Regions from separate parts of the Mus musculus genome. Here regions 2 and 3 are each linked to region 1. The links are chromatin loops, found by intact Hi-C in ENCODE. Cell type or tissue: gastrocnemius. All regions are shown on one strand. Region 1 holds the start of Prmt1 (protein arginine N-methyltransferase 1). Region 2 holds the start of Flt3l (FMS-like tyrosine kinase 3 ligand). Region 3 overlaps Nosip (nitric oxide synthase interacting protein).

Region 1 (5,000 bases):
TTCAAGGCCAGCCTGGTCTACAAAGTGAGCTCCAGGACAGCCAGAGCTATAAAGAGAAACCCTGTCTCGAAAAACCAAAAAAAAAAAAAAAAAAAAACCTGAAACCCATGCTTGCATGGCAAGCCCTTTAATAACTGGGGTACGTCCCTAGGCCTCCAAAAGCTCAATTATTTTATGCAAATTTTCCAATTTTTTCCCCATTTATGATGCTGGGGATGGAGGCCACTATCCAGCACGTGCTAAGCAACTACTCCGCCACTTTGCCCCAATCCCAGCCTCTAGTAGTTTTTTTGTTGTTGTTGTTTTTAAAGCCCCATGGAAAAAAGACGAGGATTCTTTAGAATGTCATTTGATTTGCACCAAGTCCTGTCTCCTTTATCAAAAAGGGTTGTAGTGCAGCATGAGCCATGGACGCAGCCCCACTGCCAGTCACTAGAGGGCGCCAGAGACAGACAGGGCCGGACCTCATCCCTAGGTCTGTGGTACACTGGGGCAGGAAGCACTTGCACTGGCTTCTGGAGAGATGGAAGAATTCAGTCTTCAAAAGTGGACCAGGGGCAGAAAGGGAGCAGTGAACGTGCTGAGACACTCAGAGCCCTGTCTGGTCTTGTGGTCCTTCAGTCCATACTGGCTGTAGGGTCAGTCTCTACTCACCTCGTGGATGCCAAAGTGGGCATAGGAGTCAAAGTAGTAGTCTTTGGATGTCATGTCCTCAGCGTTGGGCTTCTCACTACTTTCTGCTTGGCCACAGGAAACCTAGAAGAGGGGGAGTGGCAAAGGGTCAAAGGTGGGTTCCCCAGAGTCTCCTCAACCTGCAAAAAGCCCCTCATCATACCAGGACAACCCTCCAGCCCCCTCCAGCATCTTTCTTCCCCAGGTCATGTTTCCACTTCCAGGACCCACCCAGAGCACCATCCAGGGAGCAGCCGCCTCGCCTACCATCTCTCCAGGCTCTATGGCCTGTCTCTAGCTCAGCCCACAGCTGGGGAGGGAGGGAGAGAGGGCAGAGCCAGGGCAGACACATGGAAGGGCAGGGGAGGAGGGCTGGAGATGGAGTTAAGGAAGCAGCCATGGTTCTGGGGAAGCCAGCTGGGGCCAGGAAGGGCTCTGTCCTAAGGGGTTAGGGGGCACAGCAGAGGAAACTGGTTGGAAGCAAGAGGACGGTTAGACCTCTTGGGGAGCCAGATGTATAGCAAGTAAGCTTATGTGGAAGTGGGCTGGGTGGGGGTCTCACAAAAGGATATTTACTTCTTCAAGAGGCGGCTGGAGGCTCATCCCATTAGCCAAGGTGGCTACAAAATTCTAGGAGAGAGTAACAGGGAAAAAGGATTAGCTACGGGGTGATTGGGGAAGGCCTTTGGGGCGGTGAGTGGTTTGTAGGTTGGCTTTGCCTGGGCAAGGAAGGGAGTGTGTGTGTGAGCAGGGACAAGCAATGAGGGAGGCTGTGATCGGGTAGAGAAGGATAGGAAGGAGGGAAGGGAAGGTCTCCTGTCCCAGCTGTTGGCTGAAGAGATGGTGGCCTGCCCCCTGTTGTCCTTCTTTGGTCCAATGACTGGCCATACACACCTACCCCATCTAGGCCACAAGACCCAATACTTGCCAGGGCACATGGGCACTGCCCAGCTGTTGCTCCCCTTCACTACCTAATCCCCCCCCAAGAGATTAGGTGACATTTCCTGACACACATGCCAGGCTGAAGTGCCATGAATAAACTGGAGGGAGGGGTAGGAAGGGAAGGGTGCTGTCGCCTGTCCTAAGAGGATTCCATTAGAGAGACGTAGCACACCACCAAAGCAGCAGGCATACCACCAACTCACACCCACACCAACACACAGAGGCAACCTGACCTCTTTGGTTTCCCTGCCTTTCTGAGGAGGTATCATATATGCCTTGGAAAACTGGGTCCAGCCCATTCCCCACCTCACCTGGGTTCCCACACTGGAACAGCCTTTTCTTTTCTCTGTCCACAAGTCCCAGGGCCCAGGGTCACCATAGTGACCCTGTAGGCTAACTGATCCCTATTTATGGCAGATTTCCCAGCAACTGACCTTCCCCTCCAGAGAACTTGAAGAGGTATGGGCCCCATCAAATTAAATACCATCAATGACTGCCACCCAAGGCTTCCAGAGAAACGTCACAACCTAACCAAGCTCTCAGCTCCCCACAGCCTGGGAGGTGAGATTCCCACGTGGGCCCCACTTTTTCAATAGTACAGACGGACACCAGAAGGTTGACAAATGACTGAAGAGAGCTTGAAACCCATGTCTAGGACCTGCCTTACAAGCCTGATGATGAGCTACTCAGAAGTCAAAAGAAAATGGCAAGTTCAAGGCCATACTCAGCTACAGGGTGAGTTCAAGGCCAAGCACATTTTTTTTTTTGAGGCAGGGTTTCTCTGTGTAGCCCTGGCTGTCCTGGAACTCACTCTGTAGACCAGGCTGTCCTTCAACTCAGAAATCTGCCTGCCTCTGCCTCCCAAGTGCTGGGATCAAAGGCGTGCGCCACCACCGCCAGGCTCAGGCACATTTGTTTAATTAAACTAAGTAAAAAGTAGACTGAGGAATACAGCTTAGGATCGAACAATCAACGATAAGCAGGTAAGCAAGGCAGATGCTAGAATTTCATTCTGTTTTGGGGGGAAATTAGGCAAAAAGGCGGAAATGTTCAAAAAGGGGTCCCTTGCCACATTCAAGTTGGTAAAAATGGAGCTCTGTGGAGGTTAAGGCCCATGGCCATCCGAACTCCTTTATCCCCCACCACTGACCTCTGACTATCCATCCACCCGAGGGCCCTCCCATGAAGGGGTGGGCTTGGGCCACGCCCCATGAAAAAAGACGCCCCTCTCACACGCCCATAGTGACCACGAGGGGGTGCCCGGCGACGGATCCGGATCTCCTCGGATGAGATTCCCCACCATCTCCTTAAAGAGAGGTCACAGGGCTATGCCCATCCCCCCCCCCCCCCCCCCCCGCTGCACAAGGCTAACACAGAGTTGGGGAAAGGGAGGCTGGGGACTGATGTTCTCAGGCCCCACGCGGGTGCAAAGAGCCCGGGCTGCATGGACATCCACAGCCGAGCCAGGGAGAGCGGGTGGCAACCCCTGGACCCCTTGAGTGCAGCCCAGGTCATCGGGCTGGGGGCGGGGCCTTTGTCCTGCACGTGGAGCCCACGGGGCCCCTCGAGGCGGCACACCCCCCTCCCCACGCTACTCTGCGAGACCACGTGCGGCCCGGCTGGAAGCGCCCCCGGCCCGCGACCACGTGCGACAGTCCTCGGCTCGGCTGCGGGTCCCAAAGCACCGAAAGCCGAGATCTCTCCCGTCACGATCGAACACATCCCCCGATGCGGACCAACGCGAAGCCAGGCACATCAAAAGGCCCCGTCCCCACAGTTCAGGCCGTGGGCCACCCGTCTCGCGCCGCCCCCGGGCCTAAAGAGCCCAGCTACTCACCTCCATGATGCAGTTCGCGGCCTCGGCTGCCGCCATCTTCACCCGAGTCCTCCGGCCTCCGAGACCCCCCCCTCTCTCTTTTCTCCCCCCGGCTCGACCGGGGACCGCCTTTTACCAGAGGGTCCTCAGCCCAGCCCCCGATACCCCGCCATAAGTTCTCATTGGTCTGTAAAGCCGTCCATCTGAGAGCTTCATATTTCAATTGGATGACAGACACGCCTATCAAACATAAAGTGCCCGCCCCCCTAGCGTTTAAAGGCCCGCCCCCTCCTGTCCGCTAGGAAGAGAACAACTGCCTGTCTGTCTCACCCAGCACGTGTGACGATTGGGTAAAATTCACCAGATCTTCCCGCCCCTTTCTGGCCAGCTCCGCCCTGGAGCTTCCCGGCGGGCTCCGCGCTAAGCGGACGTCTAGAAACTGACTTGTCTATCATTAAGCTAATCCCCTCCTCCCTCGTTGATATTGGCTGAGCCAAAGGTGACGTTCGCGGCTCTAACGCCACCCTGTTTAAGCGACAGGCCTAGAAGAAGAGGGGCCATTGGCCCATAAGGAAGCAGGCAGAGCTTTGGGCAGCAGCAACTGGCTCTTAGGAATGTCAATCATCACCATTCTGTGGATTCCTCTCCCCCATACCCCCTACCCCGGTCTTGGATGTTTTCTGGAGGAACTGGGGAGCGTGGGCGCGTTAAGTTATAGGGAAAACCCCAATTCCTGAGACGTGGATGAGGGCGCATTCTAGTCTGTGATTCCGAAACCAGCCATGATTCGCTGTGAGCTTCCCACCCCTGTGCTGGAAGGCGCCAAGTTCTGAACACCTGTGGCCTCCTCGTGGCCTCCAGGTCCTCTGCGGGAAACACCCAGCGTCCTTTGTCTGACCAACTCCTACACGTCAATCACCGGCAATTCGGACGCCACCTCTTCCAGGAAATTTCCCTGAATCTGCAGAAAGTTACTCCTTCCCTGAGGATGGATGTCAGTTGCTGGATTCGTGAACCTTCCCTTTGCCTTCAGTCCCACCAGTCTATGGTCCAAACATAAGATCCTTTAAACTCCCGTATGAGCCCTCCAGTGGGAGCTTCCGCATAAGGTACGCGAGCACATCTGACCTGTTTCCTTCCAACGCCTAACACTTACTTTGTATAGTGTGAGCATGCATTCGTGTGTGCCTTGCACGTATGGAGGTCACAAAGCAATGAACAGGAGTCCTTTCTCCCACGATGTGAGTGTAGGGAATTGAACACAAGTCGTCAGGCTTAGCGGCAAGCACCTTTACCCTCTGCTGCAGACCAACACTTACAATCTGGTAGATCTTTTGTTTGACTGATTCTCACTGTGCCTTGGGCCTGGAACTCGCCGTGGAGATCAACCTGTTTTTGTCTCCCAAGTGCTGAGATTTAAGGCCTATGAAAATCTTGCCCAGCCAATATGGTCCCCCTTTTTTTCCCGTTTTTCCTCGATAGTGTTTCTCTGTGTATCCTTGGCTGTCCTCTTACTCATAGATCCGCCTGCTTCTGCCTTCCCAAAAGGCATGCTTCCCACGCCCAGTTC
Region 2 (5,000 bases), 150 kb after region 1:
GCTAACCTGGAAGGTACATGAGGTGACAAAATGTATCTCGGTGTTGACGTCCTCCAGAAGCGTTTGCATCTTAGACCCTGCCACAGTCTTCAGTTGCTCTATCCAGCGCTGGGCTAGGAAGAGGCTCCACAAGGCCTTGCAGTGCTTCTCCTGCAGACCAAGAACCCAGGCCAGAGCTCAGAGAGTAGGGGCGGGGCTAGATGACTGACATGGGTTAGGCCGGGCCAGAAGGCAGAAGGAAGGAGAGCGGGTCAGGATGGCTTAGTGATGGGGCTAGGTGTCAGCGGAGAATGGGCGTGACCAGATGCTAAAATTAGTGGGCGGGGCCAGGAGACCGAAAGAGGTGGGGCCAGAAAGGGTAGGAAGGGTGGGCCTGTCACTTGTGAGATGGAGGTGGGTATGGATCAAATGCCTGAGATGAGACCCGGCCAGACACCAAGGGAGAAAAGTGGTGGGGCTTCAAGTCTGAAGACCACGCCCTCTCCACGGAGGGGCGGGGCCAGATGCCTGAGAGGGAGTGACCTACTAAACCCAAGCGAGAAAGGAACATAGAGGCCAGTCTTGACAGCTTGGTGGGAGAATGAGCTAGGATGCCTTGATCTGGGGCTAGGATGGGGTGGGTGTGGGTGGAAAGAAGGTCTAGATTTTCAGGTCTGAGGGTGCAGGAGGTAGCCCACTAGTCTTGTCCCTGACTGGTGGCACATCTTGAGTCTGGTTCCCACCTCCATCCCAGGGCCCTCCCGACTGTGACTCACGTCCTGAAGATTGACGGCCACAGTGACTGGGTAATCTTTAAGCAGGTGGTCAGTCTATGGGAGAAAACAAGGTGAGGCCTGATTGAAAGCAAGAGCAAATTATAGAGTCGGAGAAGTTGACCCTGAGACAAGGGGACAAGGACAGAAAAGAGGCAGGACTCACATAAAGAAGAAGAGAACGAGAGAGAGAGAGAGAGAGAGAGAGAGAGAGAGAAGAGACACCAAGACAGTAGCAAAGAGACTCACAGAGCAGCAGAGGTCTACAGAGAGAGGCATCCAGAGAGAGGGACAGAGAGAGGGACAGAGAGGAACATGTGCTCAGAGTGAAGGCCAGAAGTCCTAGAGAGAAACAGTGACAGAGACTCAGAGAACAGGGACTCAGAAAGAGAGACTGAGACAGAGAAAGATAGTAAGAGACCCAGAGAAGGGGGCAGGGGGCGGAGATCCAAAGAGAGAGGGACAGAGACCTCACAGAGATAAAGACATGTTGTGAGACAGAGATGCGGAGATAAGGACCCAGCACAGTATGGGAACTGGCTCACCAACTCTCTAAACTTCACTTTGAAGTTGGAGGAGATGGGACTGTGGCTGAAGTAACAGTCAGGTGTCCCCCGCAGGCAAGGACTCAGCAGCAGCAACAGCAGCAACAGGGAGGACTACAGGGAGGTGGTGTCAGCAACTGACTTCCATGCAGGGGCTCCCTGGATCCTGCTTCCCTCATTAACTGGGTGTCATCTTCCCTGTCTCTGCCTGTCCTGCACCTTGGCTCCTGTGACAAACCTGTGGCCATCCTCTTTTTTTTCTTCCAATCCTGTTCTGTGTCTGTCTCCTCATGCCTCCATCCCCTGCCCATTTCCCTTCTCCGCCCGGCTCCATCACCCCTCAGGTATACGCACATTTGGGCTCCAGGCTGGCGCCAGCACTGTCATCTCTGCCGGGGACCCCTCATGCCTGTGACAGGTTCTTGGAAGTGACAGGAGGGCAGGTCTCGGGCTCATACCCTGCAGCCCCTTCCCCACCCACCCCTGTACCCCGCCGCCCCGCCCTGCCGCCCTTGATGTGGGTGCGTTTCCGCCTCCTGCTCCCCCAGGCTTCCTGCACGAGCCTCAGTGACTGTGAAAAGTCATCTCCTCTTCTAAGAACCCCGACCGACGTCCCCAGAATCCTCCCCAGGTCTCGCACCCTGCTCCCTCTGCCCGGGAGTGGGGACCTTGGGACCGCCCCTCGGGGACTTGGAAAGCCATTCACCCCACGCACCAGGCTTGCCCCAGCTGGGTGTGGAAAGCCAAAGCTGGATGACAGCCAAAGACCGAAAGTGAAAGGAAGCTTTGGGGTAGACAGTGCCAGGGGTGAGTTCGAGCCCGGGCGGGACACGCCACCTAGTGGTAACAAGTGGCGCGGCCGCAGACCTCAGCTTGGGCCCTGAAAGGATAGCGAAGGGATGCGACAAGGCTTTCCAGCTTCGAAGTGTATGTAGAATCCGAACAGTGTCAGTCACTTCAGCTGCCATTAAATAGACTTTGCCTCCACCATAAGGAATGTCATAGTGGCTTCCTTTCTGATTTCCCTACTTCCTAGCCATCATCTGCTTCCTGGGGCACAGAACTTGTGAACCTCCAGCCTCTAGGTTCCTGATTCATTTGGGATAAAAGTCCAGCCTTCTTAGCAAGGACTGGTAATACAGACCTGTCACTCCAGTTTCCAAGGAGCCCGAGGCAGGAGGAATGAGGGTTGGAGGCTGGCCTTGTTTCAAGACTGGCCTGAGCAATTTACTAAGACCCTGTCTCAAAAACTACAAAGATGGCTGGGCGTGGTGGCGCACACCTTTAATCCCAGCACCCGGGAGGCAGAGGCAGGCAGATTTCTGAGTTCAAGGCCAGCCTGGTCTACAGACTGGTTCCAGGACAGTCAGGGCTATACAGAGAAACTGTCTATAAATAAATAAATAAATACATACATACATACGTACATAAATACATAAATAAATACTACAAAGACGGGCAGGTGCACAGCTCAGTTGGAGAGCAGCTGCCTAGAATCCACCAGAGAGTCAGTGGCAGAGAACTAGCAAGCTTGAGGTCCCCGACTCAATCGATGGTGCCGCCCACCTCACCCCTCCACATAGAGCTGCAGTGTTTGACTCTGTGCTCTCCTAACCCCTCCCTGCTAACCTCATGCTATCAGTGTTCCTTCCCAACACTAGCCATGCGCGTGCGTCTCAGGTGGGCATTCTCTTGGCCAGGGGCCTTTGCACTAGCTGTTTCCAATCATGGAATACCTTCCCTCCAGATCCTTGTGTTGTCCCCATCTTGCCCAAGCCCTTGCTTAAACACATAGGCAGAGGCCTCATGACACCCTTCCCCAAGAAGCTCCCCTCGCAGCACCAGACTCACCCTGCTTTGCCCTTATCACCATTTAACACACGATGTGGTTTCCTTATCTTCCCCATTGTCTTCTATTCTTCCGTGGCTGTTTCCACCCTGCAAAGCCCTTGCACCCAGAACTATGACTCGCCTAAGCAGCAGCTACACAAGAGTCCGACCTCTTCCCATCTCATTGCTGTGGTGTAGCACAGGATGTGTCTGGGCTTTGGTTTTGGTTCCTAGGAGATAAATCCTTGGGATTTTCCAAGTATGGGGAGTGCCTTTGTTTATCGGGGCTGGCACCTGGACTCCACCTGAGTCCACACAGAGGCAATTCAGAAAGGACCTGGTTGTGCTTGAAAGACCAAGAATGAAGAGTATGGTGCATTGGAGGCAGGTGGACCAGGAGTTCAAGGTTAGCCTTGGCTACATATAAGACCCTGTGTCATATAACAGGCAAGATGTGGTGATGAAACCTTTACTCCCAATACTTAGAAGAGGCAGCTGGATCTTCTCTGAGTCGCGGGTGGATTGCTTGTTCTTGGATTTAGGGTCAACTTAGATAATGTATGGAGATCCCATCTCAAGATCCTGGGGCTGCAAATACCCCCGTGCTTGGCTAGCATGTGTGAAACCCTGGATCGCATCTCCAGGCAGACCAGACTAGGTGGAGCACACCTGTAATCCAGGCAGGATCATCCTTCATTACGAGACTGAAGCCAGTCTGGATCACATCACACTTTGTCTTCCAAAACAGTCAATCCTCAGCCCATCTATGCTCCTCTGGGCTCTGCACCCCCACTGCTGCTGCAGAGTGTGGGGGTGCACAGGCCATGGTTAGTTCATTGAGCTGCTTTTTATAGCACTTCAGGGAATCTGTCACATCCCAGTCTGCAGGTTTCATGCGAGTGCTGGCTTTGTCACTATGAGAACTAGCCCTTTGTCCTCTTTAAGCTGAAGGTTTTTCTGCCCTAAACTGGGAGATGAGTCAGTAAAAGGACAAAAAGAAGGTATCTTCTTTTTGTGCAGTTCTGGGGATTGAACCTAGCACGTCCCACATGCTAGGCAGACACTCTGCTGTTGAGCCATGACCCAGACTCTGTGGCAATCTAAGCAGGACTCTACTGCCTGTGTAGTTCTGTTTCTTCCATGGTCCACCTAAGTCTTTTCTGCAGAGCCCTATGTCTGCTGGAAACTCTGGCAAGTTTGTTTGCTTTGGCCAATGACTTCACTTACTGTGGGGTGAAGCCCAGTGGCTTGGGATGAATGTGAGGGAAGTGGGCCTGGGCTAGGCTGACTGTATCCTAACTTTTTCACATGTGTTCTTTCACACTGCTGGTATCTCCAGATGACGCTTTAATGGAGTCATACATGGGACCTGGTATCTCAGCACTTGAAGGCTGGGGCGGGAGAATCACAGTATGTTCTGGAACACCTTGGGAAGGTAAGTTCCAATTCAGTCAGGCTTAGTCAGACTCTCTCTCTTTTTGAGAGTCTTACTAAGTACAGTATGTAGCCCTGGCCTGGAGCAAGATATATGAACAAGGCTGCTCTCAACTTCAAAGAGGCTCACCTGCCCTGCCTCTGGAATGAAAGGTGTGTGCTACCACACCAGATTCTGTCTCAAAAACTTGAAAATGTGGGGCTGGAAAGATGACTGAGATTGAAAGGATGTGCTATTGCACAGGACCCGCTTCAGTTTCTAGCACCCACAGCGGTGCAGTGCCATGGCATCCAGTACTCTCTTCTGACCTCATGTGTCCATACCCACATAAAGCATTAAAATAAAAACATGGAACTAGAGAGATAGCTCAAGGTTAAAAGCACTGGCTATTCTTCCAAAGGACCCTGGTTCAATTCCCAGCACTCACAAGGCAGGTCA
Region 3 (5,000 bases), 87 kb after region 1:
TTGGCACCAGGCACACATGTTGTGTATAGACATCCATGCAGGCACAGCTGTAGTCCTAGCTGGCCTGAAATGCACCGGGTGCTTTGATAAGAGGCTGTGGTCTTCTATTGGTTAGATTGTCTTCTCTTTCTGTCTAGAGCTGACATTTCTCAGCTGGAGGTGGCTAGCTCAGCTGGTCCTTGCTTGGTGACAGTCACAGGAAACCCTGTGGTGAAGGTGTGAAGAAAAACTGTCTGTAACTGCAGTTCCAGGGGACCTGGCCTCTGCAGGCACCAGACACACATGAGGGGCACAAACATACATGCAGGCAAAACTCCCACGCACATCAAAATAAATCTTTTTTTTTAAAGATTTATTTATTTTTATGCATGTGAATATACTGTTACTGTCTTCATGCACACCAGAAGAGGGCATCAGATCCCAATGCAGATGGTTATGAGCCACCATGTGGTTGCTGGGGATTGAACTCAGGACCTCTGGAAGAGCAGTCAGTGCTCTTAATCACTGAGCCATCTCTCCAGTTGGCTCCAAAGTTAAATACACCGGGCTTGGTGCTACCCACCTGTCTTGTCTAGGACTCCAGAGGTGGATGCAGGAGGATAAGACGTTCAAGGCTATCCTCCTTGAGAGGATAAGCTTAAGAGGCCAGCCTAGCCTTTTTGAGACCTGTTGCGGAAACCATTGGGTGTAGCACTATTGACTGATTGGTCCTTGCAGTCAGACCCCTGCAGCATACATGTAGAGAGCGGACAATTCTTCCATGGCACAGGAGATTGAACTCAGGTTATAGGGTTTGTAAGGCAAGCAAGCATCTTCACCCTGAGCCATCTCACGGGCCCACCTTTGGGTTTTCTGAGACAGGGTCTTTCTCAGTTCTTACTGATCTAGAACCCAATATAGAACCTCCTGCCTCAGGCTTCTGTGTCCTGGGATTGCAGGTGTGGGCCACCACATCTAGGGTCCCTAGTTCATCTCTTCCTGGCGCACACACAGGGAGCAACAGAGTGTAACTGGCCCAGGGCTTCCAACTTTTCATCTGTCAGCACACTCAGATAGAGGGAGGGAGAGAGGATTCCACCCCTTTGGGCCCTGCCTACCGCTTGCGCACTGCAGAAAGCCTCATTCTCAGACCTTATGGGTTTGGTTTCTGTGTGCTTGGTTTCCTTGCAGTGTCGTGGTTGACCAGGCCTTGTGTGCTAGGCAAGTGCTCTGTTAGTGCAAGAGCTCTGCCTCAGCTCTCGGCTCGAGTTTGTGATGTCTCACTAAGTTACTTAGGCCAGGACACTAAGTACCAGGCCTGCCTTTGTTTCTTTTCTTTTCTTTTTCTTTTTTTCTTTTTTTTTTTTTAATAAGAACATGATACTAGGTTTTATTTATTTATTAAGATTTATTTATTTATTATACGTAAGTACACTGTAGCTGGAAGAGCAGTGACTGCTGGAAGAGCAGTCAGTGCTCTTAATTGCTGAGCCATCTCTCCAACCCCCTGTTTCTTTTTAAATAAGCAGTTTATTACATTTGTGTGTGTGTGTGTGTGAGAGAGAGAGACAGACAGACAGACAGACAGACAGACAGACAGATCCATCCCCTGGGGCTGTGTCTATAGGAGTTTTAAGCTGCAACATCTCCAGCCCTCTGTATTTTTTTCTATTGCTGAGATATATGAGTGATTACCTAAATAGTTTTGAACACAAAGACATGAAATCAGGTTAAAATAGGAACCAATGAAAATATACGTTCATGGAGAAAAGGATATGTAAAATTTAATTTCTGGTGAAACCTTTTCTTTAGTTTGTATGTATGTGTTTCACATGGGTAGTGACAAATTTGGAGCTTTGCTTTCTTTGAAGAACACAGAAATATTATAAGAATATGATTGTTGTAATCCCAGCTGTGGGATGTGGGGCTGCTTCAGACCGCCCACAGCAGCTGACTATGATTTGCCTTGTGCCCTAGCAGAGGTGTAATTTTGCTGCAGCAGATAGTTTCTGTGATTGTGTGACATTTGGATTCTGAGGAGTTTTCAGAGGGTCTATAAATGCTAGGGCCCTGAGAAGTGGGGTTATTGGTTCTTGGTTGCTCTTGGTCTGGGTTTGTTAAGTAGTCATACACAAAGAAGGAAAGGAAAAAAAAAAAATGAGATATCCTGACTTTGACTGTCAAGCTTGCCCAGGGAGCTTGATGCCCATAATGAGCAGGAGGTAACTTAATGATAACTCCGCCCCCTTCCCAACCCTTTTCTTCCCATCCTTTTTCCTCTCTCTAGTGTTGGGGGTTGAAAGGGTAGAAAGGGGTGAAAGGTGGAAGATAAAGAACCTACAAAGCAGCAAAGACTGTGATACAAGTGAATGTGGGGGGGGGGGGACGCCTTTAATCCCAGCACCCGGGAGGCAGAGGCAGGCGGATTTCTGAGTTTGAGGCCAAGCCTGGTCTACAGAGTGAGTTCCAGGACAGCCAAGGCTGTCTCAAAAACAAACAAACAAACAAACAAACACAAAAAACAAAACAACCCAAGTGAATGGTGGAAAGTATCAAGGATGGGTTTAGATCACAGGATTAGGTTACATCAGCTACATTTTCAAGGAGAATAATGATGTTATTCTAAATACCCAGGCTGGAGAGATGGCTCATCCATTAGTAATGATGGCTGCTCTTCCAGCTTAGTTTCCCAGTCCCCACATGGAGCTCACAGCCACCTGTAACTCTGGCTTCAGAGGATCTGTCACCCTCTTCTGGTCTTGGCAGGCATTGCTGCACATGACGTCAGTCACACAAGCAAGCATGCACATAGCAAATAAAATGGTTTTGAAAAAGTCAAGGTTTTAGTTGTTTCTAGAGTGTCTTACATAGTAACTTGGGTTTTTTGTTTTTTTCAGAGCTGAGGACAGAACCCAGGGCCTTGTGCTTGCTAGGCACGCACTCTACCACTGAGCTAAATCCCCAACCCCAGTAACTTCTTTTGTTTGCTGAGCAAAGTCTCATGTGGCCCAGGCTGACCTCCAACTCACTTTGTAGATTCAAAGTAGTTCAAATTCACCTTGAATTAACTCTCCTCTCTCCCTCTCTCTCCCTCCCTCCCTCCCTCTGCCCCCCCCCAAGTAATTATTTGTTTATTTTATGTGCACTGGTGTTTTGCCTGCATGTGTGTCTGGGTGAGGGCACCAGAAGCCCTGGAACTGGGTGTGAGCCACCATGTGGGTGCTGGGAATTAAACCCAGGTTCTCTGGAAAAACAGCTGGTGCTCTTAACCCCTGAGTCATCTCCCTACCCCCTCCCTTGAACTCTTCTCCTGCCTCCCCTGACCCCCAATGGCTTAGTAACTGAAAGGAGAGATGAGAAACATAGGGAAGGCTGGGGATGCAGTTCCGCATGCACACACTTGCCTAGCACAGACGTGGTGGCACAGCCTGTCTTCCCAGCATTGAAGAGGCTGAGGCAGGAGGTTTGCCTGGAATCCAAGATCAGCCTGGGCAATAGAGGAAGACAGAGTTTTTTTTTTTTGTTTTTGTTTTTAAAGTGGTTCAGGCCTTTAAACCAGCTCTTAGGGGGCAGAGGTAGAGTTTGAGGCCAGCCAGGGCTACATGGTGAGACTCTGTCTCAAAGGCAAAAGGAAGTGGCTGGGCACTGCCTGGTGTTCTGTCCTCCCTGCTGAGACCCACGGACTGCTGTGGTTTAGGGCTGTGTTTTCGGCGACCTGAACAGGCTTCAGGAGCAGGCTACTGACCACAAGCCCAGGAGGCTGTTCATGTCCTGTGTGAGTGCCCTGGGGTCACCCTGACACTTCCCCCCTTAGACAGGATGACGCGGCATGGCAAGAACTGCACTGCAGGGGCCGTCTACACCTACCACGAGAAGAAGAAGGACACAGGTACCATCCTAGGGACATCACTGTCACCTTCAGTTTCACCCTTTGTGAGGTGTGGCTTTCTAATTCTGCCCTGTTGTCCTGTTCTGCCCCTGAGTGGCCTGTCTCTTTCCCATCTATACTAATGATGGTGGCCATAGACAGTGTGGCCCATCCAACATACCATCCCACGTCTGCTCCCCTTCCTCTTAACCATTCCTGGCCAGCTCTGCCGAAAGGAAGGCCGAGAGCCACAGTGGTGGTCCCCACCCCGGGAGAGGGAGGGAGCCCTGAGCCTCTTCACCCCGCTTCTGGGGAAAAAAGCTGACCTAGCCATTGTGGACTCTCTCAGACTCCACCAAACCTACACACTTCTCTGCGACATTTGGTGGAGGGCATGTCCCCACCCATGTCTTCATTCCCACCTTGTTCTGTCCCCAGCGGCCTCGGGCTATGGGACCCAGAACATTCGACTGAGCCGGGACGCTGTGAAAGACTTTGACTGCTGCTGTCTCTCTCTGCAGCCCTGCCATGACCCTGTGGTCACGTAAGCAGGGGAGGGGCAAAGGGGCAGCTGGTGTGTGTGGGTTTAGCAGACCTCTCAGAGCCTCAGAGCCCTCACCAGAGGCAGGCAGCTCACCTCCACCACAGGTGCAGTTGGGCGAGCGAGTGCACTGCTAGTCTAGTGGCTGAGGCTGACTCGGGGTACAGTGCGTGCCTCGCATGCAGGAACCTCTGGTCCATCCCAGCACCACAGAAAGCCGGGTGTGATGCACACCTGTTATCCCAGCACTCAGGCAATGCAGACAGGAAGACGAGGCCTTCAAGGCAAGCCCCAGCTACATAGTAGTTTGAAGCTAGCCTGAGCTCCAGTACATTGTCTCTCTAAAGAGAGGACTGAAAGGAGTGCTGTGAAGACGTTGCCTAAAGGTACTTAGTGGTATCCAGGGCAGGGAGTGAATAGAGATGCTCACCTGAATATGCTTGGTGGTACCCCATGTGGAGGGGGACCCGACCCTGCGGCTGAGCCCACGCCAGTGCGTCCCTCATCCCCTCCCTCTGCAGGCCAGACGGCTACCTGTATGAGAGGGAAGCGATCCTGGAGTACATCCTGCACCAGAAGAGAGAGATCGCCCGGCAGGTGAAGGTGATGGAG

What was found. Peaks named below come from ENCODE experiments on the same cell type or tissue, not always from the same donor. Only the 100,000 strongest peaks of a DNase experiment are listed, where the experiment ranks them.
Region 2: it touches region 1 in a loop (2.4-fold over the local background); 8 of 42 quality-filtered maps call a loop at or near these places.
Region 3: it touches region 1 in a loop (2.6-fold over the local background); 12 of 42 quality-filtered maps call a loop at or near these places.

Annotation. Positions count from the first base shown.
Region 1 is chr7:44,982,832-44,987,831 of GRCm38, forward strand. Prmt1 (protein arginine N-methyltransferase 1) reads right to left here and starts at 3,589. Exons shown (of 10, transcript NM_001252476.1): 1 at 3,452-3,589; 2 at 655-756. The coding sequence starts at 3,487. Gm15545 (predicted gene 15545) reads left to right here and starts at 4,069. Exons shown (of 2, transcript NR_045266.1): 1 at 4,069-4,539. In gastrocnemius, CTCF peaks have their summits at 1,539 (motif pointing left) and 2,855 (motif pointing right); DNase peaks (open chromatin) are centred at 440, 2,883, 3,192 and 3,848; H3K4me3 peaks cover 3,959 bases; H3K27ac peaks cover 4,490 bases.
Region 2 is chr7:45,134,367-45,139,366 of GRCm38, forward strand. Flt3l (FMS-like tyrosine kinase 3 ligand) reads right to left here and starts at 2,066. Exons shown (of 9, transcript NM_013520.3): 1 at 2,013-2,066; 2 at 1,652-1,718; 3 at 1,298-1,411; 4 at 756-809; 5 at 7-150. The coding sequence starts at 1,684. In gastrocnemius, a CTCF peak has its summit at 2,143 (motif pointing left); a DNase peak (open chromatin) is centred at 2,092; H3K4me3 peaks cover 2,159 bases; H3K27ac peaks cover 1,529 bases.
Region 3 is chr7:45,069,697-45,074,696 of GRCm38, forward strand. Nosip (nitric oxide synthase interacting protein) reads left to right here. Exons shown (of 9, transcript NM_025533.3): 2 at 3,794-3,868; 3 at 4,286-4,391; 4 at 4,910-4,991. The coding sequence starts at 3,799. Among named protein-coding and RNA genes, the nearest start is that of Nosip, 9.8 kb to the left of the region's middle. In gastrocnemius, a CTCF peak has its summit at 2,729 (motif pointing left); no DNase peak of the experiment used is centred here; H3K4me3 peaks cover 67 bases; H3K27ac peaks cover 1,517 bases.